Regions from separate parts of the Homo sapiens genome. Here regions 1, 2, 4, 5 and 6 are each linked to region 3. Evidence: chromatin loops called from intact Hi-C (ENCODE). Cell type or tissue: PC-9. All regions are shown on one strand.

Region 1 (5,000 bases), 100 kb before region 3:
ATGGATGGATAAGTGGATGCCTATCTGGTTTGATAGAGCTGCCACTATATACATGTGGTGGATAAAAATGTGTAGCCATGTAGAGAGTAATTACATACTGGCCCTCAGTGCTGGCAAAGGTGTAGTTCCACTGGCCGAGGGAATCAAGACATAGTGGTCCTTCTGCTAAGCCAAGGGCTGCCACAATGACACAGTAGCCAGATCCTGCAATTCCAATGAGAGCAGCCAATACAGAAGAAAGCATCTAGGGAAAAGCAGACACACAGGAAGTGAGCCACAGAGTGCCACAGCTACATCTTAGGAGTCATTTTCACCACCAGGGCAGGAGGACCTACCGCACATCGTTTGCCACAGTTTTCATGGCCACAGCAGCCACAGCAGTCATCCTGTTCCAGCCCAATGAAGACAAATGCTGGCAGGAGCATCTGGTTAGGAAACAAACAAAGTCAGGTCATTGTCTTGCTCAGGCTCATATGGGTCAGGTTAGGCATCTCTTGGTAAAATATATTTATTTCCAATGACATTAACTGGCTTTGATTAGGTTGACCAGATATCTCAAAGAATGTAAACCTCTGAGGAGAAAAAGACCATTTAAATGTCATATCTGCTTGTTTTCATGTAATCTGTCAAAGCATTTTTTAGGGTGAGGATGTAACATGGGAGGAGTAAAATAATAAACTGTAAACGTGTTTATTCCACAAGAGTTTATCACACGACCCCAGATAACAAACTCTGTTTTGGAAATATTAAACCCTTTCTTTAAATCTGATTTTTTCCACTTGTAAAATGCAGAATATACCAACAAATCTTTAATAGAATAACTGAAACTTTTTTGTAAATGGGAGACATGAAAGCTATATATAATAAATATTAACTGCTTCCTTGATTATACAAATGCATAGTTTTAACTTAACAATATTAAGCTCTTAAAATATAGTAAATATGAAATACTTCAGGTTCAAGATCGAAAGAAACTTAAGTGTGATGTTATGTTTAAGACAAATAATCATGTTAACATGATAATAATGCTTAAATTTGAGGCAGACGGGCACTGTGGCTCATGCCTGTAATCCCAGCACTTTGGGAGGCCAAGGTAGGAGGGTCACTTGGGCCCATGAGTTCAAGACCAGCCTGGGCAACATGGCGAAACCCCGTCTCATTAAATAAAATAAAATTAAATAAAATCTCATTAAATAAATAATTTAGGGCAGATTTGCCATGCCATAATCAGTGTATTAGGTTTAAATGTTTTACTATCTTTTACTTGATTAAGAAAATTTATCACGTATGGTACCATTCCATAAAATTTCTCCTTAAAATTTTTAATCCCAGCACTTTAAAGTAGCAAACTTAAGTTTGCTCACATTCTTTCCATGCTGTGGTTGAAGCTAATGCTTTCAGCTCCCAGGTTGGCAGGGAAATTCCTCTCACTTCAATCAAAAACAATTCTTGGAAAAAATAACACATTCCACTATTAGCTTCAGACACCGACCTGCTGCTAACTGTAGGGTTTTTCCTAGACGCCACACCCCAGCCTTACATAAAGGAGAAAGCTTAGAGTTCTTTTAAAATAGCAATGCACTCACAATTCATTATTTTTCCCTATCACAGATGGCTGAAAATAAACAGCAGAGAATTTGGATTCAAAACTGTTGATTTAGGCAGAGAACCAGCCAACCCCTTCCGGCTCCCCAGAGCAAATGTTAAATGACTGCCCGTTCTAGTAGAAACTCTATAGTCTCTCAAATCTGATTTAAAAGCGAATATCTGTTTCCTACCTATAGAGTTTAGCAAAAAGGCAGTTCACTTTTAGTTGAAAGAGCATTTTGTAAAACAACATCTCATAAAATTACTACGCTATACTGTACCAATCTCGCTTTTGTATAATCTGCTTTCAAAGGAATGAACAGCAACAAAAAAGTCACTTGATTTAGAAATATGCATTACAAAAAACTTTCCATGAAAATACATAATGAAAACATCTAGGAAACAGGAGAGAATTCAGTAATAATCCTGAATGACTTACCAGCAGGCCACCTCCTACGATGCCAGAAAAGAACCACACGAAGCGGCTGAGGTGGTTTTCGGAGGCATACTTTGTTTCCCCATTGGGAAAGTAAAGCAAAATATTAGCCGCGATGCACAGGAGGGCGAGCCCCACCAGAGAATGTCCGATGCATCGTGCACACTTCCCATAGCACATGGTGGTCTGCTAGGTTTTCTCCCCCTTCTCTTTGTCTTCAGCTCAGTGATACCCCAAATTAGATGAAAGTGTGCCCTTCTGGTGGAGAAAGCAAACACCACTCTCAGCCCATTCCTGCTACCTCTTAAATACTGCGATTCTTAGTCACTGAGGGGATGAGGTACTTTGCTTTCATTGGTCCTAATGGCAGGCTCTGGCTGTGGTGCGAAGAGGCAGGGGGAATGTCCCGCCCTTCAGACGAAATCCTTGGGACAGGCAAAACCAGGGGCAGGATGTGAGAAACAGCCTCAGTCATAGGCAACAGGGAAAATGATTAATCTTGAACAAGGCATTGACTGTGCAACTCCTCCACAAGATAAAGAATCAACAGGAAAGCCTAACATGACTTTCCAGTAACTGCCAAGTGTCCGAGATGCAACAGCCCTGGTTGAGGCTTTGAAAGACAGTGAGCTGTGCCCCTGCTCCATGCAGCTGTCTGGACAGCTTCCAATCTGAGAGCTCTGTGTTCATTTCTACCTTTGTGCTGATTTAATTTACAACCTGGGGCAAATCTCCTGAGCTCATTTCCTTGTCTATTAAATACAAGGTGTCTGAGACGTCTCCCATGGATTTGAGAAGGCTGTTGGGAAAACTACAGAGCAAACTTCTTTACTCTGCCTACAGCAAGCTCTGCAGGATGGATTTCAGTGTTCAGCGTCCCTGGACATCTGCCTCTAAAACAAATCTGCACCACAACAGAGGTGGCATCAGTCAACACAAAGGGCTCAGGTGCTTTTTAAAAATTATTGAGTGTTGCTGTCAGGAAAAGCAATGCCAGGAAGGGCCAAGGAAGGCCTAAAGCATGGGACAAAAATAAAAAGAGGAAGAAGAGAGGGGGAGGAAGAGAATGGGAGAGAAGGAAAGAGGAAAGGAGGAAGGAAGAGAGGAAGGAAAGAAGAGAAGGAGGGAGAGAAGGAGAGAGGGAAAAAGGGAGGAAGGGAGGGAGGGAGGAAGGAAGGAAGGAAAAAAGGAAGGAAGGATGGGGGGAGGGAAGGAAGGAGGGAGAGGGAGAAAAAAATAAGACAAAGGGACTTGGCAAGCAGAGTGGAGAAACAAGGTTCAGAGAAACAGAACTGGCTAGGAGTGTCAGAACCCACACAGAGGTAAACAGATGGTTTACCCAGCCAGATCCTGAGACCAGCTTCCACAGGCTCCCCACACAGGGCAGAGAAAGGGTGTTAGACTAACTTTCTAGGTGGTTACCTTGCAGAAGGAGGGGCTGGGCACTGAATAAATTTATGCCTTGAACAGCAGATTGCACCAGCCAGTGGATGGTGGTGGGAGGTGGACAGGGTGGCCGGGTGGGGCCAGGCCTGGAGGGCCTTGTCACCAGGACAAGATAGAGAGTACAGAAAATAGAAAAGGACCAAGGTAGGGAGGCATTAGCTTAGAAGAAGAAGGTGAATGAGGTTCACGAATCTAGAGTCTGAAGGATTTGGCCCGGAACTAGAGGGCGGGACACATACCAAATTTGAGGAGACCAGCTGTGGTTAGTGATGTGGCATGGGACCGGAGGAGGGCCCAAGAAGTGTGGCCTCAGCACACTAACAGGGGTGAAGCCAGAATCCAGGATGGCCTGAGGAAATAAATCAGTGGAGTTGGGAAGCGTGGAACCACCCACCTGCTCAGGCGGAGGCAGGCAAATCCTCATAAGAGTGTCATTGGGTCACCACTATGTGTCCAACAACAGGGAACGTGTGTTTGGCCCGATGGCTTAGAGACAGGATTCCACTGGTGACAGAGCCTATGGGTGAATGACGGCATCCTTTGTTGAAGCATAATCATTGCAACCCTCCTGTCTGCTGATCTATCCCACCTGGGGCCAAAATGGGGGAAAGTGATGCTTAAACTACTGATATGGTTAGGCTTTGTGTCCCCACCCAAATCTCATCTTGAATTGTAATCCCCATAATCCTCACGTGTCAAGTGAGAGACTGGGGGGAGGGAACTGAATCATGGCAGCAGTTTCCCCCATGCTGTTCTTGTGATAGTGAGTGAGTTCTCATGAGATCTGACAGTTTTATACGGAGCTCTTCCCCCTTCTCTTGATGATTGTCTTTCCTGTTGCCTTGTAAAGAAGGTGTCTTGCGGCCAGGCGCAGTGGCTCACGCCTGTAATCCCAGCACTTTGGGAGGCCGAGGCGGGTGGATCACAAGGTCAGGAGATCGAGACCATCCTGGCCAACATGGTGAAACCCTGTCTCTACTAAAAATGCAAAAATTAGCTGGGCGTGGTGGCGAGCACCTGTAATCCCAGCTACTGGGGAGGCTGAGGCAGGAGAATGGTGTGAACCCGGCAGGCGGAGTTTGCAGTGAGCCGAGATAGCACCACTACACTCCAGCCTGGGTGACAGAGCGAGACTCAGTTTCAAAAAAAGAACAAAACAAAAAGAAGGTGTCTTGCTTCTCCTTCACCTTCCTCTATAATGGAAAGTTTCCCAAGGCTTCCCCAACCATGCAGAACTGTGAGTCAATTAAACTTCTTTCCTTTATACTGGGAAGTGAGGAGCCCCTCTGCCCGGCCAGCCACCCCGTCCAGGAGGGAGGTGGGGGGTCAGCCCCCCGCCCGGCCAGCCGCCCCGTCTCGGAGGGAGGTGGGGGGACAGCCCCCCGCCCGACCAGCCGCCCCGTGCGGAGGGAGGTGGGGGAGCAGCCCCCCGCCCCGCAGCGCCCTGCCGGGAGTGAGGGGGCTCTCCCGGCCGCCCTACTGGGAAGTGAGGGGCCCTCTGCCCGGCCAGCCGCCCCGTCTGGGAGGGAGG
Region 2 (5,000 bases), 200 kb before region 3:
ACAAAAAAACACCTTTTTTTTCTTTTCTGGTGAGTAAGGGAAAAGTGTTTTATTTCCTAGGAATTGCATAAGGGCTGTCACTCAATTAAGATGAGAAACTAAAAAAGGACTGTCTTGGGTATAAACTTTAAATACATCAGAAGTAGAGTCTGCATCCACTCTAAACTCCACGTAGCTCAGAATGCTGACCAGTCCATGATTACCTGGCTTTTTCTAATGCAATGTGCTCATACTCTCCATAAGCAAAACTCAGGAAAGAGGATCTGCTTACCTTCATTTTCTTTGGAGTAGGTGAGCCCATGAGGATGATAACTATAAGCTCTTGAAGCATTATTTTTTACATGTACATAAATGAAGTCTCCAGTCTCTGCTTTAATCATTGGACCTAAAAATCCCAACCAGGATGGTTTTTCAATGATCCTTTGAAATGTATTATCAGTATCAATATTGAAAATACAAAGCCTTTTTAAAAACAAAGCTCTTCCTCGCTTGACCTCCTTGTAGAAATTCTCTATAAACAAACAAAAAAGACAGAACTTTAACAAATGTTGACTGGAAAGAAACAAAGTGTTAAATAAGCTAAATGAAAAGTCAGAAGCTCAACAGCCTAATTTTGGCAGATAAAACCCAGAGGCTGGAGAAAATGTGATGGGAGTCAAAAACAGGTATAATTGGTGAGAAGAGTGTTGAAATACTGAATGAAGAAATCAAATACAAATGTAGTAAGTAAAACATGTGGCATTTTGGTTTAAAAGACATGCCAAATTCTTTAAACTGAACTGTGTCTATGTTTCTAACCCCACTTTAAGGTTACTTTAGCATTCAAGTAGTCGATCAGTTCCCATGATTTAGGACTGTTTACACATTTAAATGGATTTGTGGATTTGTTGGTAGCATTAAGGTGTTTTGCTCTTAAACCGTGGTAAATCAGAACCCCACTCATGTCCTCTATATTTCCCTCTCTCAATTATCTGAAGAGAAAAATCGAGAAAACAGCTACACACATATCAAAAGGAAAGTGTTGTTTTATACCTTATCACGTGAACAAAATTAATGATAAACAGAATTAGCTGTGATCTGCAAAATAACGTGTCAGGAAGACAAGAGTGGCGATCATTCCAGGAAAGAGCAATTTTGGATTTGTATTACTACCTCTTTTCCATACCATGTTGGAACTAAACAAACGAAGTGGTTCTAATGGCATATGTGTCCTGCAAGTGTCAATCATGAGAAAGTTTTCATCAGCATTTCATCAATGATCAACAATTACCAACTTTTGCTTCAGATAATAACTTGTTAAATGCAAAGGATTACTTACAGGTCTTCAGAAAAAGGCTTTTCATTGAGCATATTTTTACCAGAAGGAGCATAGTTCCAAATGCTTTCTTCAATGCCTATGTAGCAGTGCCTATCTATTGCCCAACCTGGAGAACTAATAAAAAACAGAAAGGTCAATGGTAAAAGTGCCTTCATTTTCAAATTCTGAGCCTGGAGAAGTTAACTGAGTAGGGCTTGCCTACCTTTTATAATCCAGGCTTTCTTCTTTCATTTGTGTCTACTGACATACATTATCTGTCTTCATTAACATATATGTCATTTCCATTCCAAGTGGTTTTGGATTTCATTGTCAGGTGAGGTGAAATGTTGCACAACACACTGGATCGTTAGGTTGCCCATCATCCACTGTCCCTTGATAATGATTATCTATTCCTAAAATATAGGAATATTCTTCTGTCTAGTCTCCAGCCTCCACTTTCTTACTATTTAGTCCATTCTACGTACCATTCCCGGAAAATTCTTGAAATGCTACCTTTATCAAGTTTTTCTACTAGATGATAATTTAAAATTTCTTGTCATTTAAGACTTTCATTAAGTTATTCTCAAATTTCTTAGCATTTAAGACTATCCATGTAATCTAGGCCCCAATCTGGTATCTCTGATATTCCAGATTTGTCCCCAAAATTCACTTATAGGATCCCTTCCCTTTGGGGAGTTTTCTTACTAGGAACACAGTGTGAGGTGGGAGAGAATGCAGAAAACCTGGAATCAGACAGCCTGTGTTTGACTCTTAGCACTGTCAGTTATCAGCAATGTGTAATTATGTAACTTCATTTCTTCATTTATAAAATGATAATATTACCTACCAGTTAGGAAGTTGTGTAAATTCAATGACAGCCATCTTACAGAGGAGCTTGCGGACACACAAGGAAGCTGATGCATAGTCAACATTTAACAAGTGTTATTTACAGTACTTCCTGTTCCTTCGTTGTTATAATGTGCTTTCTGAATTTATCTCATCTTATTTGTGCCCATTTCCCAGTCTGATTTTGCCTCCCTCAGCCTCTCTTTTTCTCGGCTAATCCAAATTTTTCCCATTCTTCAAGGCTCAACTGAAACTTCACCTTCTCAGTGAAGACTTCCCTGACCATTTCAGCTTAGAAACATGCCCCTCTCTGAATTTACCAGCTGTGACACAGACTGTCAACAAACCACATCCTGCTTCAGACTGTTGCTTAAATTTCCATGTGGTATTTACTTTACTCCAGTAGGTTATAACTCCTACAGATTAGGATAGGAAGATTAGATAGGAAGCATTTATTCTTTCTGTTTCCTGGAGATACCAAGAAATGTTAGATTTAAATGTCAAATTTATTGAACAAATAGAGTGCCTTGGCTGAGAATACAATAAGTAAGGAAAGGAGAAGGAATGTTTATAAGCCATTGATCTGATCTGGGTATCATCATGTATTGTAATATCTATTACTATTAGGTATTGTTTGAGATTTTAGAATTGGAAAGCCACAGTGTGTTTCAAAAGTTAGACTCTAATTTAGGTTTAGAAACCCATGGTTAGAAATATTAAGACAACACAATCATATGATATATGAGTAAGACCTAGTATTTGATAACACAACAGGGTGACTATAGTCAATAATAACAAATATACATAAAATAACAAAGAATGTAATTGGATTGTTTGAAACTCAATGGATAAATGCTTGGAGGGGATGGATATCCCATTCTTCATGATATGCTTATTTCACATTGCGTGCCTGTATCAAAACATCTCATGTACCCCATAAATATAGACACCTACTATATACCCACCAAAATTTTTAAAAAATTAAAAGAACATGGTGTGTATAATTTTGTAGCTTGCTTTTATTCCTCAACTATATATCTTAGATGTCTTTTATGTCAGTACCTAGAAGTCTAGTTCTTTCATTTTAACCTCAGCATAGCTTTTCCTACCTATTTTGGATATTCTATTAATATACAAACATACTATAATTTCTTTTTTCTTTTTTTTCCTTTCTTATTTTTTTTGAGACAGAGTTTCACTCTGTCGCTCAGGCTGGAGTGCAGTGGCCCAATCTCAGCTCACTGCAACCTCTGCCTCCTGGGTTCAAGTGATTCTTGGGCCTCAGACTCTGAGTAGCTGGGATTACAGGTGTGTGCAACCACACCAGGCTAATTTTTGTGTTTTTAGTAGAGATGGGGTTTCACCATGTTGGCTAGGCTGGTCTCAAACTCCTGGCCTCAAGTGATCTGCCTACCTAGGCCTTCCAAAGTGGCAGGATTACTGGCATCAGCCACGACACCCAGCCTATTTTTCAAAACACACAAAATCAAAGTGTATTTTTCCCATGTGTACATATAGATATCAATACCTATTTAAGAAAATGCCACATACTCCAAATGTCAATACTCCAAAAAGTGTTGGAGTTTTGGATGAAGAGATCAAATATAAATGTAGCAAGTAATATATGTGGCATTTTGGTTTAAAAGACATACCAAATTCTTTGGGCTGAACCATCTATATGTTTCTAGCCTCACTTTAAGGTTACTTTAGCTCTTAAGGAGTAGATCACGTTCCATGACTTAGGATTGTTTACACAATCCTTGCCTGAGCCACCGAGTGCTTTGGCAGATTTAAAGTCACCAGCAGATCTTGGAAGGAATTCAGAAAAGCTGGGTCTCCTGGAGGGACCTTGGCAATGGGAGAAACCACCCACAGGAGAACCAAGAGAAGAGATTCACATCCCACACCTTTTGGGAAACAATTGAAAGGGCTGGCAAGAAGACCCCAGTCAAACACAATGTGTCACAAGAGAAAAGGATTATACATGGGCTCTCTGCCTCAAGGAAGAAACTCAACTGGATTCAAATAGTTGGAAGCTATAGGCCCATAAATTTAGCTCTGTATATGGAAGAACTTTAAAGCCTATCCTGTCACTGTGGCCTGGACCAGCAGCTGTAAAAGGACCCACCCACCAGGTGGGAATGGGATTCTTTAAATGAGCTTTCAAAGGTCCCTTCTTCCCAACATTCTATGACTTCTACCTCATTCTCATAGGAACATTAATTTTACCCTGGAATATGGATAGCAAAGGAGCGATTCAGCTGGCATTTTTTTTTCTACACAAGGTACCCCAAAAAGTGCAAAAAAATCTCCTATATTCAATTCAAGCAGATCTACCTCCAGTTCAACTCCACCATTTACTACCTGTGTCATGTGGGACGAGCTGCATAATCATTCTGACCCAGAGTCCTGTTATTTGTAATATAAGGGTAATAATAATTAAAGTTCATGGCTCCTGCGAGGACCTGGCCTCTACTTTGACACAGAGCAGGCACATGGAAAAAGTTAGCTCTCAGCCCACTGAGAGCTACAACGAAAATGGTAGAGCATGGTATTGGTAAATATTTGTTGTTTTGGTTCTTCTCAACAGGTGACTAGGAAAATTGGCTTCTATTTTTTTTTTCTTGTTGAAGGGTGAAGGGTCAAGCACTTTTTCCTAGGTCATGTTACATACTATTGTTTGTCAGGATGAAAATAATTGTTCCAGTCCTTTCTGTTCCTCCCTGAATAGCCCTCAGTAGATCAGCCTTTTGGTACAGCAGTGTTTAAAGTTGGTCACTATCATTTGATTATATTCTTGGTTACAGCTCAAGAACATAACTCACTTTATTTAAGTTTACTTAGCCAAACTTTGTTG
Region 3 (5,000 bases):
AAAAAAATTTTGAGTCAATAGGATCTGAAATATTTGGGCTTCCCAATATAGGTTGTCTGTGGGGGCTGTCTAAGCCTCCATGTGGAACCTGCCCTTGGCATGAATTGAGGATAACTCCTCCAAATGACCAACTGACCATCCAAATCATGAGGCAGTGTCCATCAAAGGACCAGCTGTGCCAGATTGTAAACCAAGGCACCTAGCACGGCTGCCCTGGGCCAGGGTCGACCACATGCTGGGTAGCCAGCAGAAGGATTTCTTGTCTTTGATTTTTTTGTTTTGTTCTATTTTGTTTTTTTGAGGCGAAGTCTCGCTCTTGTCCCCCAGCAGGCTGGAGTGAGATGATGCAATCTCAGCTCACTGCAACCTCCACCTCTTGGGTACAAGCAATTCTCCTGCCTTAGCCTCCCGAGTAGCTGGGATTACAAGTGCTTGCCACCATGCTCGGCTAATTTTTTTTGTATTTTTGTTAGAGACGGGGTTTCACCATGTTGGCCAGGCTGGTCTCGAACTCCTGACCTCAGGTGATCTGCCTGCCTTAACCTCCCAAAGTGCTGGGATTACAGGCGTGAGCCACTGCGCCTGGCCGATTGTTCTGTTTTTTAATCAGCTCCCAATTTTTAAAAATTCAGAGAGAGAACATTTTTTCCCCAAGAAATAAAAAATTAATCTGGCACCCCTAGCCTGCATTTTGGCACAACAGCACCCTTCACTGGGCCTGGCTGAGCTCCACAGGGCCCACCCTGGCTGCTCTACTCAGTTAGGGTCCCTTCCCTGCCCCTAAGACCATTGAGCTCATGCCCCCTGCTTCAGACTCTTGTTTGCTTAATGTTATGTTCTAAGGCTTTGGAGCATCAAACAATAATCATTTCTTTTTCTTTTCTTTTCTTTTTTTTTTTTTTGAGGTTATTGGGGGGTCTCACTATGTTGCCCAGGTTGGTCCCAAACTTCTGGAACTCCTGAACTCAAGCAATCCTCCCCACTCAGCCTCCTGAGTAGCTGGTGCTACAGGTGCTCACCACCTCACCTGGCTAATCATTTCTCCAAAATGAGGTATTTGCATTTTGTCAGACAAGAAGCAAAAACTGCAGACTAATTTGGGGAGAACTAAACTGCTGAAGTTCTGAATTATTTTCCAAAGGCTCACGCATTCCCCTCCAGGCCCCAGCTCCTTCGGGGACACGGGGCTTCTGTGGAGCACTGCAATAGGGAGCATTGCATAGGAAGCCCTGCAGGTGGAAAGGCCTGTGAGGCAGACACAGACTGGGCCACCAGCTGCTGGGCTGAATCCTCTGTCCTCTCTACAGTCTGCTTTCTGTCATTTATTTTCCCGGTTCCTCTCTCTCTTCTCTCATCTGCATTATATCTTTCTGGAACATTCCCCAGAGGCCAACTGCACCATTCTCTTCCCTTTCCTCGGGTAGCAAAACCAAGTAGGAGATAGGAGAAGCAGGATGTGGTGGCTGCAGAGATAAAGCAAGACAATAAGCTGGAAAGAATCTTGGATCACCTGATTCATAGTTTCTTGGTAAAGCCGAGAAAATGGCTCTCCTCTGAGGCAGAGCAAGACTGAAGCTGAGCTCCAAAGGCCTGCGCTCTTTCAAATAAATTAGGCTAAAGGAGAGCCGGGAAAAGTGAGCCCTGGAGCAAAAATAGTAAGAACCCCGGCCTGGGTTTGTTTTCAGGTCACAGCTTCTTCCTCCCAAACCCGAGATTCCCAGTGGCTTCTTGGCAGCATGTCGGTGGCTGGTCAGCATCTCTTGCCCTCTAATCCTTCTAAAAAATGGATCTCTTGGGGCGCAGTGGGGGAGCAAATTAATTTTGTCAACTCGTTTATGTTAAGTACGTATTTTATTAAGAGCCTTTTGTAAATCTTGGATTTGACTCAAAGGAGTGTCTTTAATAATGAGACCAAAGGTAGACTGATGAGGATATGTGTTGGGTAGGCATGTATTTCACCATCCTTAAAGCATATTAGATAGATCAAGGCCCGCCCCACCCACAGGCAGGGCCAGATGATCAACCTCCCTGTTTTGAAGAAAGGTCTTGGTCAGGTCCTAATGCGGTCTGTGTGTTGTGGTCAGCACTTCTTCCCGTGCCTGGCTCATCAGTGCCCCCTAGAGACACCTCCTGAGTGAGCGTTTCTGGGGACTCCCTCTTGCAGAGGTCCTGCAGGCCAAAAGCATCCCTAATCTACCTCCTCATTCCTTGGAATGACAGCCAACTTGAGGAATATTTTAGAAAGACATTTCCTTTAGAGAAATGGAATATATTGAAAGAAAAAAAAATAAAGTATGGAATTTTATTTCTTCTTTTTTCCAGATGTTTTCTCCCTAAGCTCCTATTTTTATTCTACTTCTACATATTTTATTTTATTTTTATTTATTTATATTTTGAGACAGAGTCTTGCACTGTTGCCCGGGCTGGTGTGCAAGAGGTTGGCGCGATCTCGGCTCGCTGCAACCTCCGCCTCCTGGATTCACGCGATTCTCCTGTCTCAGCCTCCCGGGTAGCTGGGATTACAGGCGCCGGCCACCACGCCCAGCTAATTTTTTGTATTTTTAGTAGAGACTGCATTTCACTATGTTGGCCAGGCTGGTCTCAAACTTCTGACCTCTTGATCTGCCTGCCTTAGCCTCCCAAAGTGCTGGGATTACAGTAGTGAGCCACCACGCCGGCATCTTCAGTAAATATTTTCTATGCTTCAAAATCCTCTGCTACAAAATGGATCCTGGCAGTTACTGTCTCTCATAAGGATGTTGTAAGTTCTAGGGGAAGATTTTGCAAGCATTTGGTGTAAGGGAAGTACCAACTAAGTGCCTAGGGTATGGAGGACACATAGATCCTCAATAAGTACTTGCTGGATGGATGAAGTAAGTGAACACCTAGGAGAGGAAACGGGCTTCCATATTTATCACACTCAATCCTCACAATAACCCTGTGAATTCAGCATTAAACTCCTCATTTTATAAATGAGGAAACTGGGGCTACTGCAAGTTAAGTTTCTGACTGCCACTTCCCCCACTCCCTTCCCAAGCCTAGCACAGGCAAAAAATAGAGGATATTAATTTTTAAGAAGAAAAAACACTTCAGGTAATCTCTATTCCTCCTTACTAAGGAGGAATGTCCATGCCCTAAGGACATGCTTTGGCCAACATAAGCACCTACATGACCCCAGGACACACCATGTGTGGAGACAGCTGGGATCTGATGGTACCTGTCTGTCTCCAGAGCCCAACAGAAAGGGAGATCTTCAAGCTGGCAATTGGTGAGTTAGAGGACATATGATCTCAGGCCTTCTTATCTACTCTTTCAAGGGAAACATTTGCAGTGTATGCTATATACATTTCTTTAACCATGTGAGCAGAATATGTGCACTGAGCAGCTGCGAGGGAATTAGCCCGTTGAATTTTTTCTCTCCAGAGTTATGCTCTCTGTATTTGTGGAAAGTAAGTGTGTGTGAGGATATGATAACAAAAATACTATAATATAATAATGACATTGATCAAGTGCTTGTTAATGTCATGGGAAATTATCCAAACCTTGGGAACAGGAAAAATAATTCTAGGTGTCCTATCAGTGAGGCACTGGGGATTACTAGCAGCCTATCCCACGTGGGGATGATCTGATTTTCGAGAGGTGTGTGCCTTTACTAATTAGGCTATCTTACATATTATCTGTAAGGCAGGTACTTATTAATGAGCCTTATTTTACAGAAGAAGAACTGGAATAAAAAAGATTAACTTCCCAAGATCATGAGGGAGGAACCAGAACTCAGATCCAGATCCATCTGCCTGTAATCCATACCTTTGACAACAACACAGTAGTGTCCTTCTTCACCATTTATTCACTTAGACCAGGTAGAGTATGCCCATAGCACAAAAACCGCAAAGGAAGACTCCCTTATCTGATTCCAAAGTCTGCCAACTTCCCTCCTCAGAGGTCCCCACTATTCTCAATTACTGTCTCCTTCCAGAGATATCCCAGGACTTTTGCCTATTTACTGTAAATAATACCAATTTTGAAGTGTCTACCCTCTAATGTACTCAACTTGGTCTCAAGAATCTTTCTTTTCTTTTTTTCTAGACAGGGTCTGGCTCTGTTGCCCAGGCTGAAGTGCAGTGGTGCAATCTCAGCTCACTGCAACCTCTGCCTCCTGGGCTCAAGCAATCCTCCCACCTCAGCCTCCTGAGTAGCTAGGACTACAAGCACACACCACCACCCCTCACTAATTTTTGTATTTCTTGTAGAGATGGAATTTCACCATTTTGGCCAGGCTGGTCTCGAACTCCTGGGCTCAAGCGGTCTGCCAGCTTTGGCCTCCCAAAGTGCTGGGATTACAGGCATGAGCCACCAAGCCCGGCCTTTCTTTCTTTTAACATTTTGTGTCATGAAACCCATGATAAATTGAAGTTATTCTATGCTGGCTTTTTGACTGATCATATCTCTAAGAATTTATTCTAGAGAATTTATCATTTTTAAGACTTCCCAATGTGAAATAACTTAAAGCAACATGACGCAGCATGTATCTTTCTTCCTGTGATTTATCCATAAAATGTGCCAAGACCCCCCTCCTTCATAGAATCTGTTTTTCTCTGTGACAACCTGGACTTTCATGAAGACAACTCAATCTGCCATATGTCAACAAATGTTTCCAGACCACTCAGAACCTATTTCTGAAAGGGTGGTAGGTAGCATTAGAAGAAACTGCCCTAAGTGTAAGATTTCTCTTGCTCTCGTCCTAGAGTTATACTAGCTGTATCTAACTGAACAGAAATTTGGTTGGAGCATGGAGGCGGCTAAGAAACAGAAAACCAGCCATATAAACTCTCAGTAAGAATTGTAGGCCAGGTATGATGGCTCAGTAATCCCAGTACTGTAATCCCAGTATTTTGGGAGGCCAAGGAAGGAGGATGGCTTGAGACCAGGAGTTCGAGACCAGCCTGGGCAACACAGTGAGACCCCATCTCTATTTAAAATCAACTATAACAAAAAAAAGA
Region 4 (5,000 bases), 130 kb before region 3:
GTTCTCATCAGCAACTGCTCTGGTTGCCTGTGACCCAAGCGTAGATCTGCTCAACCTCCATAGTCAGTTAAACCAGTGGGTCCCAACCCTGGCTGCACATTAACTCCTGATTAAAAATCCTAAACCCCAAAGCGTACTGCAGACCAATTGTATCACACTATTTGGGGTTGAGGTCTGGGCGACAGTATTTTTAAAACTCCCCAGGTGATAGTATTTGTAAAACTCCCCAGGTGATAGTATTTTTAAAACTCCCCAGGTGATTTTAATGTGTAGCTGAGGTCAAGATTCATAGAATTAGAGAAATATGGTGTTCAGTTAAGTTCAGCCTAAAGCTGCCTGCTTACATATTTTAAATCTGGCCTAAAGTTTTCTCCATACATAATGAACTATTACCTAACTGGATGTCTAAACAGGCTGTTACCTACTCTTTTACTCTTTTACCAGTCACTGAGTTTTGGCCACTAAAGGTGGCCAACTATTCAAACCATGTTCAAATAATGCAAATGCCAAGCTGTAACCAAGCCAACTATTTCTGTTCATCACTTCTGTTTTCTGTATGCCACTTTCCTTTTTCTGTCCATAAATTTTCTTCCATCACACGACAGTGCCAGAGTCTCTCTGAACCTATTTTGGTTCAGGAGGCTGCCCAATTCGTGAATCCTTTTTTGCTCAATTAAACTCTGTTAAATTTAAATTGTCTAAATTTTTGTAAAGAGATAGGGTCTCACTCTATCACCCAGGGTGAAGTACAGTGGCATGATCATAGGTCACTGCAGCCTCAAACTTCTGGGCTCAAGCCTCCTGCCTCAGCCTCCTAAGTATCTGGGACTACAGGTGTGGGCCACTATACTTGGCTATTTTTTTTTTATTTTTTAAAGATGGGGTCTTGATATGTTGACCAAGCTTGTCTCAAACTCTTGGCCTTAAGTGGTCCTCCCACCTCAGCCTCCTGGGTTGATGGGACTAAAGGCATAAGCCACTGTGCCCAGCTAGAAAGTTTTTCTTTTAACAATGGTGAATCTCATCTGGTCTAAACCTGTAGCTCTTTATTAAATGGATTCAACTCTTGATTTGAACATAAGAAAAATGCATCGATGATCTGATTGATCTACAAATTTTTGTTTCAATTTCATGAGTATAATAAAGCTCAATTTATAAAGCAATCCTGCTCAGTATTTCACTTTGCCAGTATTATCTAATTTAAACCTCTTTTAAGGTAGATGTATATTCTTTCTAAATCACAGATGAGAAGGCTGAGGCACATAGGGTGATGTGCTCAGATCACACATTTAGTAAATGTGGAACTGGGATTCAAAACCAAGTATCCTTGACTCCAACACCTGACAATTTCTGAGCAGCATTCCCTCCCATGTAAATTATTGATTTCATGAACTGGTTCTACTTTTGGTTTTCGGTATTTGTACATGCCTTTATGTCTCTCAAAGTTAGTGGCAGCAACTGAAATTAGCTCGGATCTTCCTCCTCTCTGCTCCTAAAACTGTCCTGTGCTTCTCTCCAGCCAAGTAGATTCCTTGAGTGGAGAGGTTGTGTTCTGGTCTATACTGCTGTCTGTTCCATGCCCAGAACAATGCCTGACACTTACTGGGGCTAACACTCTAAACCACATGAACTATAGACATTGACTAATTCACACAGTCATATTCCTATATATTAAAAAATGCCATAAGAAACAGACTGCGGTGTTCAACTAGAAATAAAATCAAACATTCCAACTATAAGACCATAGTGAGTGGCATGAATAACTTTCCCAGGAGATTCTTTAAAAATTAAACAGTTCCATATAAAATTGTAGACATTTCAACTGAAAGATACGTTAGAGAAAAACCTAATAATTCAGTGTAGTGTTATTTGAAATTCAAAAATTGGGTCATCCCACTCTTCCCTCTTCCTTTTTAAAAACAACAACAACAATAACAAAAAAACAAGTTTGCATACCATGAAGTGAAACAAGAAATGAAATGAAGCTGTGTTCAGTGGCCTGGAGTGTGATGCTCAAGGGCTCCCAAGAACTTGCAAAAGTCAATATTATGTAGTTATGAATTTTCAGAAATATAAGTAAAGTCAACTTGTAACGTTTGATTTAACCAATAGGAACTGCTCCAACAACTCAATGTATCAACTCTGAAAACAAATTACTGTATCCCCTGCCTACCCTAGTATTTAGAAGGTCAGTGCCTCCCTCCTGAAGTGTACCTCTCAACGGCCCAAGTTTGGGTTTAGGCTAGCCAGGCATCTTCAACCCAAGGGGAGAGATCATTGGTCAGGGCTGTCTTTACTGCTCTAGACCACACGGTGTCACTGTTGAAGACCAGTTGGTTCACCAAACATCTCTGCTGTGAGGAGCCGGGGGTGGGGCGGTGGTGCCAGTCCCTGCTGGGGCCACATGGCCCTTTTTGGAGGACAATGGCCTCCCACAACATGTAGCTCTGCCCGGGGCCCCAGTGTGGCAGCCCTTTAAATTCATAAAATCAGTTTACGTACACCGGAGCTGGCCCCAGAAGCTTTGAGTCAAATGGATTCCACTGTTTACAGAACTGCCTCCCATTGTTTCTTTCTAATCATGGCCAAGGGATAGGTGGCAGTGTTATTTCCAACACAACTCTGCAACTCAGAAAACATAAAGGGTCTCTCTAATACCACCTTTTTCTAGACAATCTAGGTTACTCACCCTTTACTTACCTCTCTTCTGTGGTTTAAATGATATGTATCCCCTTAAGAAAAAACTCCTCCTGGGAGTTCATAAGGCTATTTTTCATCCTGGCCCATAAGAAAAAGTTGCTTGCACTTCTCTTACTAAAAACTGAAGAGCCACAAGAGAAAATTAGCTTCTCTTACAGGGCTAAGATAAAATAATACCAAATATATTTTCATTCATTTTTATATTTTAGTAAAGTTATAGATCTGTGATATAATACCTTTGTGATTTTAAATATATCTAATCCCTCAGGGGTATTTTATCCTTTTATTTTCCCCACCCTCAGACCTGCCCACATTTCCACCATACTCTGCTTAAATATTGTCTGGCCTAATGCCATGTTTATTGAGAAGGAAGTGAACTTGATCAAGTCAGGGGCAAATGTGAGACTGAGGGCCCTGACTACTAGTACTTGCTCTTTCCACAGCATGATCCTGTGTCTCCATTTCTGGAGGTATTATTAGGTTTGGAAGGCTGAAGAATTACGTACAGACTGGATGGAAGCTGGAAGTGAGTCGAGGTGGGTGGTTAAGTTAGGTCTGTCAGCATCTGCACTGGTTTTCTACTTTCCAGCACTGAATACACAAGCATTTGACCAGGGGCCACTGAGTTCCAATTGCAACTGGTCATTGGAGCCACCTCACTCTGCTCTCTATTTTCCATGTCCCTCTCTCCACCCCAGGTACTTGTGAGGTTCCCACCATGTCCACTCATAGCAACCATGTATTATTGTTTTGACCACCTGGAATCTCCTTTTTCTTGCCTTTTGAGAACTACCCTCTAGCATTCATGTGATCCTGTTCAGTTGGCCAATCACAGTGGTCTGTTCCAGCTACCCACTGAATTAGGTAGATAGACTTTGCATGGACTGTCAAAATATCTCAACTCCGGGGCCACAGTGAGTTGTCCTTGTGACCTATCTTAAACCTTTTGTACTGCTATAACAAAATACTATGCTCTGGGTCATTTATAAACAATAGAAATTTATTTCTCACAGTGCCTGGAAGCTGAGCTGTCCAAGGTCAAAACAGTGGAATTTGGTGTCTGATGAGGGCCTTTTTGTTGTGTCCTCATATGACAGAAGCCAGAAGGACATAAAAGGGCCTAAGTTAGCTTTTTTCAGCATTTCTTTCCAAACAGATATCAGTAAAATTCTAAGATTTTCCAACTTGATACAAGATAGGTGAAAGCTCTTCATCTGTCACCAACAATACCAACTAGTCAGACACAAAATACACTCTTCAGCATCTTTCTCTCATTCCAGTTGCCACTCCAGATATACAACTGGAGTTGACATAGACTGAAGTTATTGAGTTTGATGATAATACAAATTCAAGTGTAGACTCAATCTCTTTCAACAGCATCCACATGAGGTAAAAAGGAAAGAAACTAACACTTATTTCTTATTTTATTTTCATCATTCAGTGTGTTGAGTTCTACGATGGCCAGTCTCCAAGGTGGTTCCCAGTGATCCCTGCCTCCTGTGTAGTCCCTTCCCATCTTGTACTATTGTTGCCCAGTGTGACCAATAGGATATGAAAGAAGGAATAATAGGTAACTTCCAAGATTAGGTATAAAAGACTGCAGCTTCCATCTTGGGCTCTCTTTCTCATCACTCACTGTAGAAGAAGCCAGTTGCCTTATTGTAAGAAGCTCTGTGGAGAGGCTCACAGTGTGGAGAACTGAAGCCTTCTACCAACAGCTGTGTGGGTGATTTTGGAAGTGGATCCTCCACTAGCAAGCCGTAGATGACAGCAGACCCAGCTGACACCTTGACTGTAACCTCTTCAGAGACCCTGAGGCAGAACCTGAGCTAATCTGCTCCTGGATTCCTGGCCCGCAGAAACTGTGAGAAAAAAACTGTTGTTTTAAACTCTTATGTTTTGAAGTAATCTGCTATGTAGCAGTAAATAATGAATAAGTGCTTTTCCAAGGTTACCCCCTGAACAATCCTGAGAGATAGTTACTGTCATATTTAACTTAATCTGAGATGCCTCAATTTGAAGATGACCCATCTATGAGCCCTTCTGTCCATGAGCTAGTCTATGAAATAGTTAAAAGGGCAAAAAATGCTGCTAATGAATCTATGACCTGCCCTCAATTGTAAGATACACGCAAATTTCAGGTATGTTATCGGGTGACAAAAATGTGCATCTTATAATTGATGAAACATATTATCTGCATTTTGTAACAGGGATTTCTTCTCATACACTGGGAAAATAAAAGCTTTCTTTTCATCCTCATTATTCGGCTTGATGAGGAGTAGCCAGTCAGTATATGTTTG
Region 5 (5,000 bases), 87 kb before region 3:
CCAAGCCATGGCCCCTCCCTGAGGAGAAGCCATCTCTAACCACTGAGGAGGCGGACTATACCTGGCTTCCTTGCCTCAAGTGACAAACTCGGTAGGGCCATCCTAGCTCCACAGCTGTCTGTGGGGTTGGCCGAGGCCTCCGTTGAACTGCATCAGAGTTCATCTGCTGCCCAGCCCTGCTTCTCTCACTCCTCTCCCCTCATAGGGATGATCCTGAGGGCACTCCCTGAGAGACAACCTGCAAGCTCATCTCCACCCACAATCTGTTTCCCAGGGAAGCCCGTAGTCAGCACATGCCTTCTCCAAACCCATCAACTCACCTCCCGAACCCCAGGCTGCCCGACGACATTGCTGCTGCTTCCTATGGAATGCAGACAGGAACATTTCTGATCCATAAGGAACATGAATTTTTAAATTCCGATTAAAAAAAATCCCAACACATGTATAGGGCCTAAAAGAAATGAGTTAGTTCAACTCCCTACTGCCAAATTTGGCAAAAAAAAAAAAAAAAAAAAACCAACAAAACAAAAGGGTATTTCTCAGACCCTCTTGTGATACAATGTCCCTTTTCAGGACAAATTGATGTTTAATGATTTTGTTTACTTAAAAAAAATTTAACATATACAAAATTAGAATAATATAAAGCCCCATCGATTTCCCTCACCTGGCTCCAACAATTATCCGTGACCAATCTATCTGCTTTGATACCTCAACTATTCCCACATTATTTGAAGCATATTCCAGATATAGTATTATTTCATCTGTTTTTTAGTATCTTTAGAAGAGAATGAACACTTTGAAAAAACATAATCCTCATAGCATTATGTAAAATATTACAAATTAGTAAAACAAGTTCTTTAATATCATCAAATATCCTTTCAGTGTTGAAATTTCCAGTTGTTTCGTAAATATTATAAAAGTTGCTTTGTTTATACAGTTTGTATATCTGAATCAAAATCCAAATAAGGTCTGCGTATCATGATTGGTTGATAGTCTCTGAAGTTTCCCCTCCACCTACCTCTTTTTCTCTCCCTTTCAGTTGCTTTGTTGAAGAAAGCTGTAGAGTTTCCCGCAGTCCACAGACTGGAAACCTCTTCTATTGCTTAACACGCCAATTGGCCGTTGGACCTGGACACTTCATCAGATTCAAAGTTTTTTGGTTCTTTTTTTTTTTTCCTGTATTTGGCAAAACCACTTTTTATGTGGGATTGCGCTTTTTCATTAGGATGCACCTAAGGCCAAGTTGTTTTCCTTTTGGTAAAGCTCACAGCTGTGGGTGGCCAATGCCTGGGTATAATCATTCATTAGGAATTATGAATTTTCTCATTCTGTTTTAATTTATTAGCTGGATTACTTTTTATGAAAGGAAACTTCTCCTTGTCTATTATTTGATGACCTGGAGACTCAGTTTGCATTAAAAAGTTAGAATAGGGCCGGGTGCCCTGTAATCCCAGCACTTTGGGAGGCCAAGGTGGGCAGATCACCTGAGGTCGGGAGTTTGAGACCAGCCTGACCAACATGGAGAAACCTTGTGTCTACTAAAAATACAAAATTAGCCGGGAGTGGTGGTGCATGCCTGTAATCCCAGCTACTTGGGAGGCTGAGGCAGGAGAATTGCTTTAACCCGGGAGGAGGAGGTTGCAGTGAGCCGAGATCGCACCATTGCACTCCAGCCTAGGCAACAAGAGCAAAACTCTGTCTCAAAAAAAAAAAAAAAAGTTACAATAAATGCTAGATTCTTTGCCTGGATTTACCAATTTTTAAAATAATTTGTTAGTTCCCCATCATCTACCCAGTATGACCAATTAATTTTCATTTTGTTTAACATTAGTATGAACTTTATGCATTCATAATGTATTTCATCATAGCCATTGCAGTTATTATCTTTATTGATGCTTAAGTTGCTCTGTCTTTGGTCAGTAGAAGCCTCTTCAAGTTAGTTCATGAGTCCTTTTGCCATGGCCCTAGTCATCTTCGTACCTTTCTTGCTATGTGGTATTAATAAGAGGTGCCAGGCTCATCTTGTACATTTCCTGCCCGAGACCTGCACTCAGTCATTTCTCTAAGAAGTCCTGGTTCTTTTTGAATAGTATTTCAAAACCATCATATAGGCTCAAGGAGGAGTGCCCCGTAATTTTTTTAACTTTTATTTGAAATTTTATCATGTATATTTATTATTTTATTTATTCCACACAAATTATACATAAGTACACAGGTGAAAAAAAAGTCAAAGTAAAAAATTTTCCCACGCCTTTCCCATGCTACTTCCTCTGCCAGAGATAACTATAGTTAGCAATTTGTTGTGAATTCTTCTAGAGTTTTTCTTAGATAGTATTGTTACCTAAATAAGACTAAGGCACTTAAGATTCCAGATTATATTTTAATCTATTTGGAATATTCAAAGAAACAGAAGTCTGAGAGAAAAATATAATGGACTGCAATTTAAATCTTCTTTGGGATCAACAGCCAGAGCCTCCGCATTGCCAACTCCAGGGGGTGCTGTGTACATTCAGGTCTCTGTGACTGATGTCCCCTGGCGTTTGCAACACAGCAAACCTGCTAACAAACCAATAGTACAATGAGCAAGGGGTATGAACACACAGAAAAGAAGATGGTTCATAAATATATGAAAAGATGTTCAAATTTGCTTTTGACAAGAGAGTGCAAAATAAAACCACCAAAATATTATTTTTCATCTCTCGGATTGGCAAGGATTAAAATGCTTGTTAACATACCCTTATTCAGTGTTGGTAGAACGACTGCATTTTCAGCAGTTTGGCAATATGTATTCAATTATAAATTTATTTGCAGTTGCTAATTTAAAACACTTCTAAAAATATACCCTACACATACACTTGAGTGTTTGGGAAATGATGTATGTATAAGGCAGGGTTTCTTAACTCTAAGTAAAATTTGTCATTTCCTTTAATTATGAAAGCAAGCAGGAAACCATGATAGTATCAGCCTATGCCTTTGTTACCAATAAAATCACAGATATTTTACATCACATTACAATTGTTGCAGATATTTTGAAACAGCATTTATGCTCACTCATATTTTGAAATTACAAGAATTTGATCCACTGCTAGATCTTATTAAGTTTTAATAAATAAGTACATATATTTCTAAATAAATGTTTATATAAAGAATATTTTGATACCTATATATCAGCATAATTGGTTTCCTTTTAATCCTGAGAATTTTGCATGCACTTGAAAATATTTTATTAAGAAGAAATTAATAGGCTTCACCAGACTGCCAAAGGGGTTCATGACACAAAATAAATTAAAAATTTACAGCATCGTGTATATAATAGCAAATGATCAAAGCAACCAAAAGTGGAAACTGACCAAAAACCATTTGTACCTTGCTATAGTGAATACTCTGCAGCTGAAAAAAAAAAGGAATGAAGAATCTGCCTAATAAAATGAAACAATATCCAAGATATTTTACAGAGAGTAAAGCAGGATACAAAATAATTTATGTAGCAAGCTGCTACTTGTTTAAAAAAAATGAAAGAGAGAGTGAATATATACAAATGTCTGTTTGCTTGTATGTGCATAAAATAGCTCTGGAGGACACACAGTAAACTGATAATATTGGTGGCTTCTGGGGATGAGAACTGGGTGGTTTGGGGCTGGAGTGTTATGGAGACTTTTTCCTGATAAAACCTACAGGACCTTTAAAAATTTTGAACCTTGCAAAAGTATAATCTATTCAAAAATTAAATTTAAAAAAGGGAACACTTAAGAACTCCTTACTGGAGTCTGTACAGGAGATTCATACATAGCCCCAAGGCAACACCTGGTCGAGTCCTGTCTCTCCTCCTCTGTGGAGCCTCAGCCTGCTCTGCAGCAAGCCTTGTAGCTTCTATGCCCTCAATCTCCTATTCTGAACCCCCAATCATAACTTTCTCTCTAAGGCTTCTTTGGCTCTTGCCTTTTCCAACACCTTTAGCATTTTCTCATTAGCCTAGTCTAATGCAGAACAAGCGCACTCCAGCCCTGTCTCTCTATTTTTGCTGCACACAAATTGTTACAAGTCAACTAGGCATTGGTGGAACTGTTCTTAATGGGCAATGAAGTATGTGAATATTCACAAGTTTTTTGTTTCAAATATTTTTTATGTTTTCATAATATAATTATTTTAAAATAAAATCCTATTCATAGAATGAGGGTAAATTTTTAGTTTGTTGGTCACAAGTGGGGCCTAATCACTACTAGTTGTAAGAGGTCATAAATATTATGGGATTAGATCACTGAAATATTTCATCTTCCCAAAACTCCTCTGATAAATTTTCCACTCTTTCAAAAATGAAGCCAAGTTTCAGCACAGTACAGTGATGACCACCCTTGTCCAATACATCTTTGGCAATATAGGGTAAATTTATACTATAAAAGTAAAATATTTTGAAGAAAACGTTAATGCCAAGCCCTGAGTGATGATACTAGCATGAGTAATGATTGCCAAAATTATGCAAGTTTCAAAACAAATTTAAGCAGGGTTTATAAATATTTGTTTAGAGCCTTATAACAAATGCTGACTCTTCTTGAGATTTGTGTCAGCAGAAGGAAGCCTGCTATATTTTTGGAAAATATTTTGTTTAAAAGGTTCTTTGTATGATCAACAAAACTATAGCAAGGTCTTTCCAAAAGAATCTGCATGAACAAATAATTTAAAATTAAAATATAACCTTATTATTTTTACGGCGGACTCTGGGAAAATATCTGAGTTCTCAACAGAAACTGCCAGTTTGTTGTTGAGTGAGAGATGTGTTTTCTTTGGAGTCATGAACAGGATGAAGAAAACTGGGACAACTGCCAAGACTGGGCTTTGGGTATCTCCATGCTGCAGAACAGAACAGGGCAGCCAGTGGATGTGGTGGGGGTGGGATTTAGAGAGGAGAGGGATAAAATTTCCTGTGGCTTCTGAAGAGCTGAATAACAAGGTCAGTTATTAAGAAAGGAATAACTGGTATTTCCAGCTTCTTTTCTCATCCA
Region 6 (5,000 bases), 140 kb before region 3:
TGTATTGGAATTATCATTTATAATGAATACTAAAATAAAAAATTAGACAATGTCAGTTTGGGAGAGAATGACTACATTTAGAAAGCCAGGTGCTAGACTCTTCAAGGAATGAAAGAAAATAAGCTTGAGGGAGGATTTAGAACTAGAAATACCATTTGACCCATCCATCCCATTACTGAGTATATGCCCAAAGGATTATAAATCATGCTGCTATAAAGACACATGCACATGTATGTTTATTGTGGCACTATTCACAATAGCAGACTTGGAACCAACCCAAATGCCCATCAATGGTAGACTGGATTAAGAAAATGTGGCACATATACACCATGGAATACTATGCAGCCATAAAAAAGGATGAGTTCATGTCCTTTGTGAGGACATGGATGAAGCTGGAAACCATAATTCTCAGCAAACTATAGCAAGGACAGAAAACCAAACACTGCATGTTCTCACTCATAGGTGGGAACTGAACAATGAGAACACTTGGACACAGGAAGGGGAACATCACACACCAGGGCCTGTCGTGGGGTGGGGGACAGGGGGAGGGATAGCATTAGGAGATATACCTAATGTAAATGACGAGTTAATGGGTGCGGCACACCAACATGGCACATGTATACATATGTAACAAACCTGCACGTTGTGCACATGTACCCTAGAACTGAAAGTATAATAATAAAAAATAAACTAATTACTTAATAAATTTTTAAAAAAAGAAAGTAACCTTGAGGGGGACTGAACTGCAGGTGGGAGATGGAAATATCATCTAGCATTGAAATTTACAGTTTCTTAATCCAATAGTCACCACTCCCCTTCCCAGTGATTTTTAAGCAGAATTTAAAAAAAAATGAAAATGTTTGATTTGGCTCTTCGTTTTCCTCGATGTGAAACCTTCTCTCATAGAGGTTCTAACAGGCACTGAAACGAGAATTAAGAAAGGGTGGGAGCAGAATAATCGCTGAAGGGGGTCATTGGCTACCAGGAAACCCAGAAGTAGCTGTGTTCTACTAGACATACTTGCAAGGTTCTAAGGAGGTTTAACTTAATTGAGATTTGACTTTAAAAAAAACTTTTTATTGTCAATATTTTGCTCTTTGGAGAGCAGTGACTAAGATTACATTTTGTTAATGTTTGTGGGGAGCAGAATCATTGAGCATTGTCTGCTTTGTAAAAGTGCTGTGGCTCCCAGGAATCTTCAGTGTCAGTGAAGTGAGCTGTCACTCTCAGTCAGGGTCTCCTTCCAATTAACTACGATAAATTGACATCTATTGAGTATCTTCTATGTGGAGGCGCTGTGCTAGAAGTTTTCACATGCATTAAAAACAAAAAGCCGAAAAATGAATTCTTACAATAACACTAAGGTAAAGGCATTATTAACCCTATTTTGCATGTATAAAAAAAATGGATGTAAGAAGAAAACCGTCCTTTTTACTTTATTGTTATTTAAAAAACAATTTTGACTTTTATTTTAGATTCAGAAGGTACATGTGCAGGTTTTTTACATGGGTATGTTGCAGGATGCTGAAGTTTTGGACCATTAGGCCCCAAACCCATCACCCAGGTAGTGAGTATAGTACTCAATAGGTAGTTTTAAAGTCCATCCTTTCCTCCTTCTTCACTCTGGTGGTCCCCAGTGTCTATTATTGCTATCTTTATGTCCATGAGTGCCTAATACTTAGTTTCCACTTATAAGTGAGAACATGAGGCATTTGGTTTTCTGTTCCTGCATTAATTCACTTAGAATAATGGCCTCCAGATGCATCCATGTTGCCACAAACAACATGATTTCATTCCTTTTTATGGCTGCCTAGTATTCCATGGTGTATATCTACCACACTTTCTTTATCCTATCTACCACTGATGGGCACCTAGGTTGATTGTATGTCTTTGCTATTGTGAATGGTGCTGTGATAAGCATACGTGTGTCTTTTGGGTAGAACATGGATTTTTCTACAAAAGAAATTTAAAAACTTGCTCAGAAACTAGAAGTTAAGTCTGACTTTCACATTCTTTATGCTATTCCACCATGTTCACCCTTGCCTGATAACATTGTTGTGCATTACCCCTCTCTTCTTCATTGTAAATTGGTTTCAAATTTGGAGGTTCTAATTCCTTGGTAGTAGCTTCCTACAGTGCTATTTTGAAGGCACACTGGTTTCGGTGGGAGAGATATACAGATTAGCTAGATAGATTAGTGATGTCTGCAGTGGAGATGGGGTCAGAGAAGAACAACATGCATGGCTAGTATTCCCTAGTCTTTGTCCAGCCTCAAACGATGATGTCTCTACTGACGGTATCATGTCACAGGTTGTTATGAAGACTTGGTGAGGAAGTACATGATCAATTGTTATTTGGAAGATGGTTCCAGAAGAATGACAGAAGTGAATGAAGAGGATATTCCTGGCTGGAAAACTTGATAAAATTGTTGAAAAGGGAGTTGAGTAATTTATTTGTCTTTGGTTACCCTATTAGTGAAAACAGCTAATGAAGTCTCCCCAGATAACTCAACATTTTACTTAATTTCATCTCTAAGAAAACACTTTTAACCTGCCTCTGGAAAAAAATATGTTTGCTCATAAATAACATTCTTGAAGCCATTTGCCTCCGGTAAACTCTCAAATTTTTTTGCCAAAGAATTCTTACTAAATCAGGATTTTCTTGCTGGTCCTCCAGTAACTGGGAGGAGCCACTGGGATGCCGTGCTTGTTGGCTGCTTCTGGCCTTGGCTTCCTGTTCTCCACAGCAGAGGGGAGGAAATCCGCAGGATGCCTGCTACCAGGGGACAGGGTGACTCAGGAGGAAAGACTCCACCTAAAATAGTCGTGGTATGCAGTCTCTGAGTCACTTCACTTTGAAATCAGTTAATATAAGATCCTGGAATTAGCCCCACAGGTGACGGGAAGTGGGGAAGAAGGAAATATCTGAAAAAAAGTTTATCCAAAAGAGAAATTGTCCATGAATATGACTTTTTAACAGCAGAAAAGGCTAATATTCAGGGAGAAATTTCACCTTGAGAGTTTAAAGTAGATAAACTGTGATTTCTTCCATGGAGCATGGGCATAAAGCACTGGTCTGGGTCCAATTTAGGGACCCACTGGGAATGAATGTTTGCTTAAAAACACATTAGACAAGCAGCAGCAGGGCAGCTGTGTAAACAGAAGTGTGCTGTTTTGATGCAGTTTTCCTGACTGTTGTGTTTATAATCCTTTCTCTAGAATTATCTGGCCAAAATGTCCATAGTGCCAATAAATTCCAGGTTTATCTCTAACTAATGATAAACATTAAGCTCTTTCCCTACTGAGACAGGGAGAAGAGTATTCCTGTTTCTATTCAAAGTTCCCCAAAGCAGCTTTCTGTATTTGAAATGTCCTCTCAGACCATTGTTGAACCTCCCTTTACTCCCTTCTGACTGGCTCCCAGCCTCCTAGAATTAATTTATTTATTCAAGCTCTTCATAGTAGGGGAGGAAGGAACTGTATTCAGTCATTTATTCTTAAAACGTGTATTGAACATTTACATGATGACACATGATGACTGAGGCAAAGAACACCCATTCCTTCAAAATGCTCAGAGTCTAGTTGAGGAAATAAAAAAGTTAAACAACAAATTCGTAATACAAAATGTTGAATATCCAGTAGATTTAACCATAGGCTTTTTGAAAGACACAGGAACCTTGAATGGAGCTGGAGTTCAAGTGAGATTTCTTGGAAGTCTGGAGGACAAAACTGAGTCTTCAAGGTTAAGATGCAAGTATCTAGGTAAACTGAGCCTCAATCAAAGCTAAATGTTGCCAGGTGTGGTGGCTCATTCCTGTAATCTCAACACTTCAGGAGACTGAGGCAGGAGGATCACTTGAGCCCAGGAGTTAGAGACCAGCCTGAACAACATAGCAAGACCTCGTCTCTGCATAAAATTTTTTAAAAATTAGCCAGGCATGGTGGCACATGTCTGTAGTCCCAACTATTTGGGAGGCTGAGGTGAGAAGATCGCTTGAGCCTGGGAGAATGAGGCTGCAGTGAGCCGTGATTGTGCCACTGTATTTCAACCAGGGTGACAGAGTGAGATCCTGTTACAAAAAAAAAAAAGCTAGATATTCACTGGTAGATAAATGCAGTGTGAAGCTTGATTGGATATTGGTTTGGCAAAACATGGTGAGACACATTTTGGGGATGATTGGAAAAATACGAATGTATGAATGTAGACCGTATTAGACAATATTAGAAGGTTGTTATTAACTTGGATGTAATGATGGTGTTATGAAGGAGTTGCTCTAAATTTTTGGAGATGCATATGTCTTCCTCCCTGAAATGGTTTAGCAAAAGAATAAGGAGAAGGAGGAGGAAGAGGAGGAGAAGAATGGTAGATAGATAAATGAAGCAAATGTGACAAAATATTAACAATTGTTGGACTTAAATCTGAATGTTCATTGTACTAGTTTTTCCACTTTCCTGAAATTTTTGTAAAAAGTAGTTGCAAAAGAATACCCTAGTAGACACTCAGTTACATGCTCAGACTCTAGAATTGTGAGAAATAAATTTTTGTTGTTTGTAAATTAGTGGGTTTAAAATATTTCATTATAGCAACTTGAATGGAGGCAGAGGCTAATTTGGCACAAATATTATTAACTTTAAATGTGTATAACTTTAAAAACTGTAAAGGATTCTCAATAAAAAATTTGTGTTCTAGGATCACACAGAGTTAAGTTTCTCTGTGTCTATATAGGCATGGGCATGCCTGTCTCGAAGCACTTCCTTGGGATATATTTTTCATTGATTTTATATGTTCTTTAAACAATTAAAATGTATAAAAATGATTTCTTAATTCTAATCAATAAAAAATACTAGACATCCATCTTTTATAAATGAGGAACACCTATAATATGGTGGTGGCACTGAACGCGGAGATAATTTAAGAGTAGAATCTTTTCCAGGAATAATTTTTCAGATAAGATATGTTTGCACATGGGCATACAAACCTATCAAATAAGAATTCTACTG

Evidence for each region. A loop is a pair of places that touch in the nucleus more often than their neighbours do. Peaks named below come from ENCODE experiments on the same cell type or tissue, not always from the same donor. Only the 100,000 strongest peaks of a DNase experiment are listed, where the experiment ranks them.
Region 1: it touches region 3 in a loop (6-fold over the local background); 10 of 110 quality-filtered maps call a loop at or near these places.
Region 2: it touches region 3 in a loop (8-fold over the local background); 22 of 110 quality-filtered maps call a loop at or near these places.
Region 4: a loop joins it to region 3, with 12 times the contacts of the local background. A loop is called at or near these places in 62 of 110 quality-filtered maps.
Region 5: a loop joins it to region 3, with 9 times the contacts of the local background. A loop is called at or near these places in 82 of 110 quality-filtered maps.
Region 6: it touches region 3 in a loop (6-fold over the local background); 60 of 110 quality-filtered maps call a loop at or near these places.

Annotation. Positions count from the first base shown.
Region 1 is chr3:149,375,345-149,380,344 of GRCh38, forward strand. It overlaps TM4SF1 (transmembrane 4 L six family member 1), which reads right to left and starts at 2,305. Exons shown (of 5, transcript NM_014220.3): 1 at 2,027-2,305; 2 at 336-425; 3 at 99-244. The coding sequence starts at 2,203. TM4SF1-AS1 (TM4SF1 antisense RNA 1) reads left to right here and starts at 2,434. Exons shown (of 2, transcript NR_109810.1): 1 at 2,434-2,971. In PC-9, no CTCF peak of the experiment used is centred here; a DNase peak (open chromatin) is centred at 2,487; H3K4me3 peaks cover 3,989 bases; H3K27ac peaks cover 4,314 bases.
Region 2 is chr3:149,275,192-149,280,191 of GRCh38, forward strand. It overlaps the pseudogene CPHL1P. Among named protein-coding and RNA genes, the nearest start is that of TM4SF18-AS1, 7.1 kb to the right of the region's middle. In PC-9, no CTCF peak of the experiment used is centred here; a DNase peak (open chromatin) is centred at 2,480; H3K27ac peaks cover 1,785 bases.
Region 3 is chr3:149,478,479-149,483,478 of GRCh38, forward strand. All of the region lies in intron 2 of TM4SF4 (transmembrane 4 L six family member 4), which reads left to right. Among named protein-coding and RNA genes, the nearest start is that of TM4SF4, 6.3 kb to the left of the region's middle. RefSeq lists an enhancer at 1,924-2,218. In PC-9, a CTCF peak has its summit at 2,122 (motif pointing left); a DNase peak (open chromatin) is centred at 2,033; H3K27ac peaks cover 899 bases.
Region 4 is chr3:149,350,345-149,355,344 of GRCh38, forward strand. No RefSeq gene overlaps it. Among named protein-coding and RNA genes, the nearest start is that of TM4SF18, 19 kb to the left of the region's middle. In PC-9, CTCF peaks have their summits at 2,290 and 2,489; a DNase peak (open chromatin) is centred at 2,317.
Region 5 is chr3:149,391,046-149,396,045 of GRCh38, forward strand. It overlaps LOC105374151 (a long non-coding RNA gene), which reads right to left. Exons shown (of 3, transcript XR_924574.3): 3 at 2,367-2,556. Among named protein-coding and RNA genes, the nearest start is that of TM4SF1-AS1, 16 kb to the left of the region's middle. In PC-9, a CTCF peak has its summit at 2,520 (motif pointing right); a DNase peak (open chromatin) is centred at 4,986; H3K27ac peaks cover 2,898 bases.
Region 6 is chr3:149,337,332-149,342,331 of GRCh38, forward strand. No RefSeq gene overlaps it. Among named protein-coding and RNA genes, the nearest start is that of TM4SF18, 6.2 kb to the left of the region's middle. RefSeq lists enhancers at 712-881, 2,178-3,377. In PC-9, no CTCF peak of the experiment used is centred here; a DNase peak (open chromatin) is centred at 2,710; H3K4me3 peaks cover 1,206 bases; H3K27ac peaks cover 3,155 bases.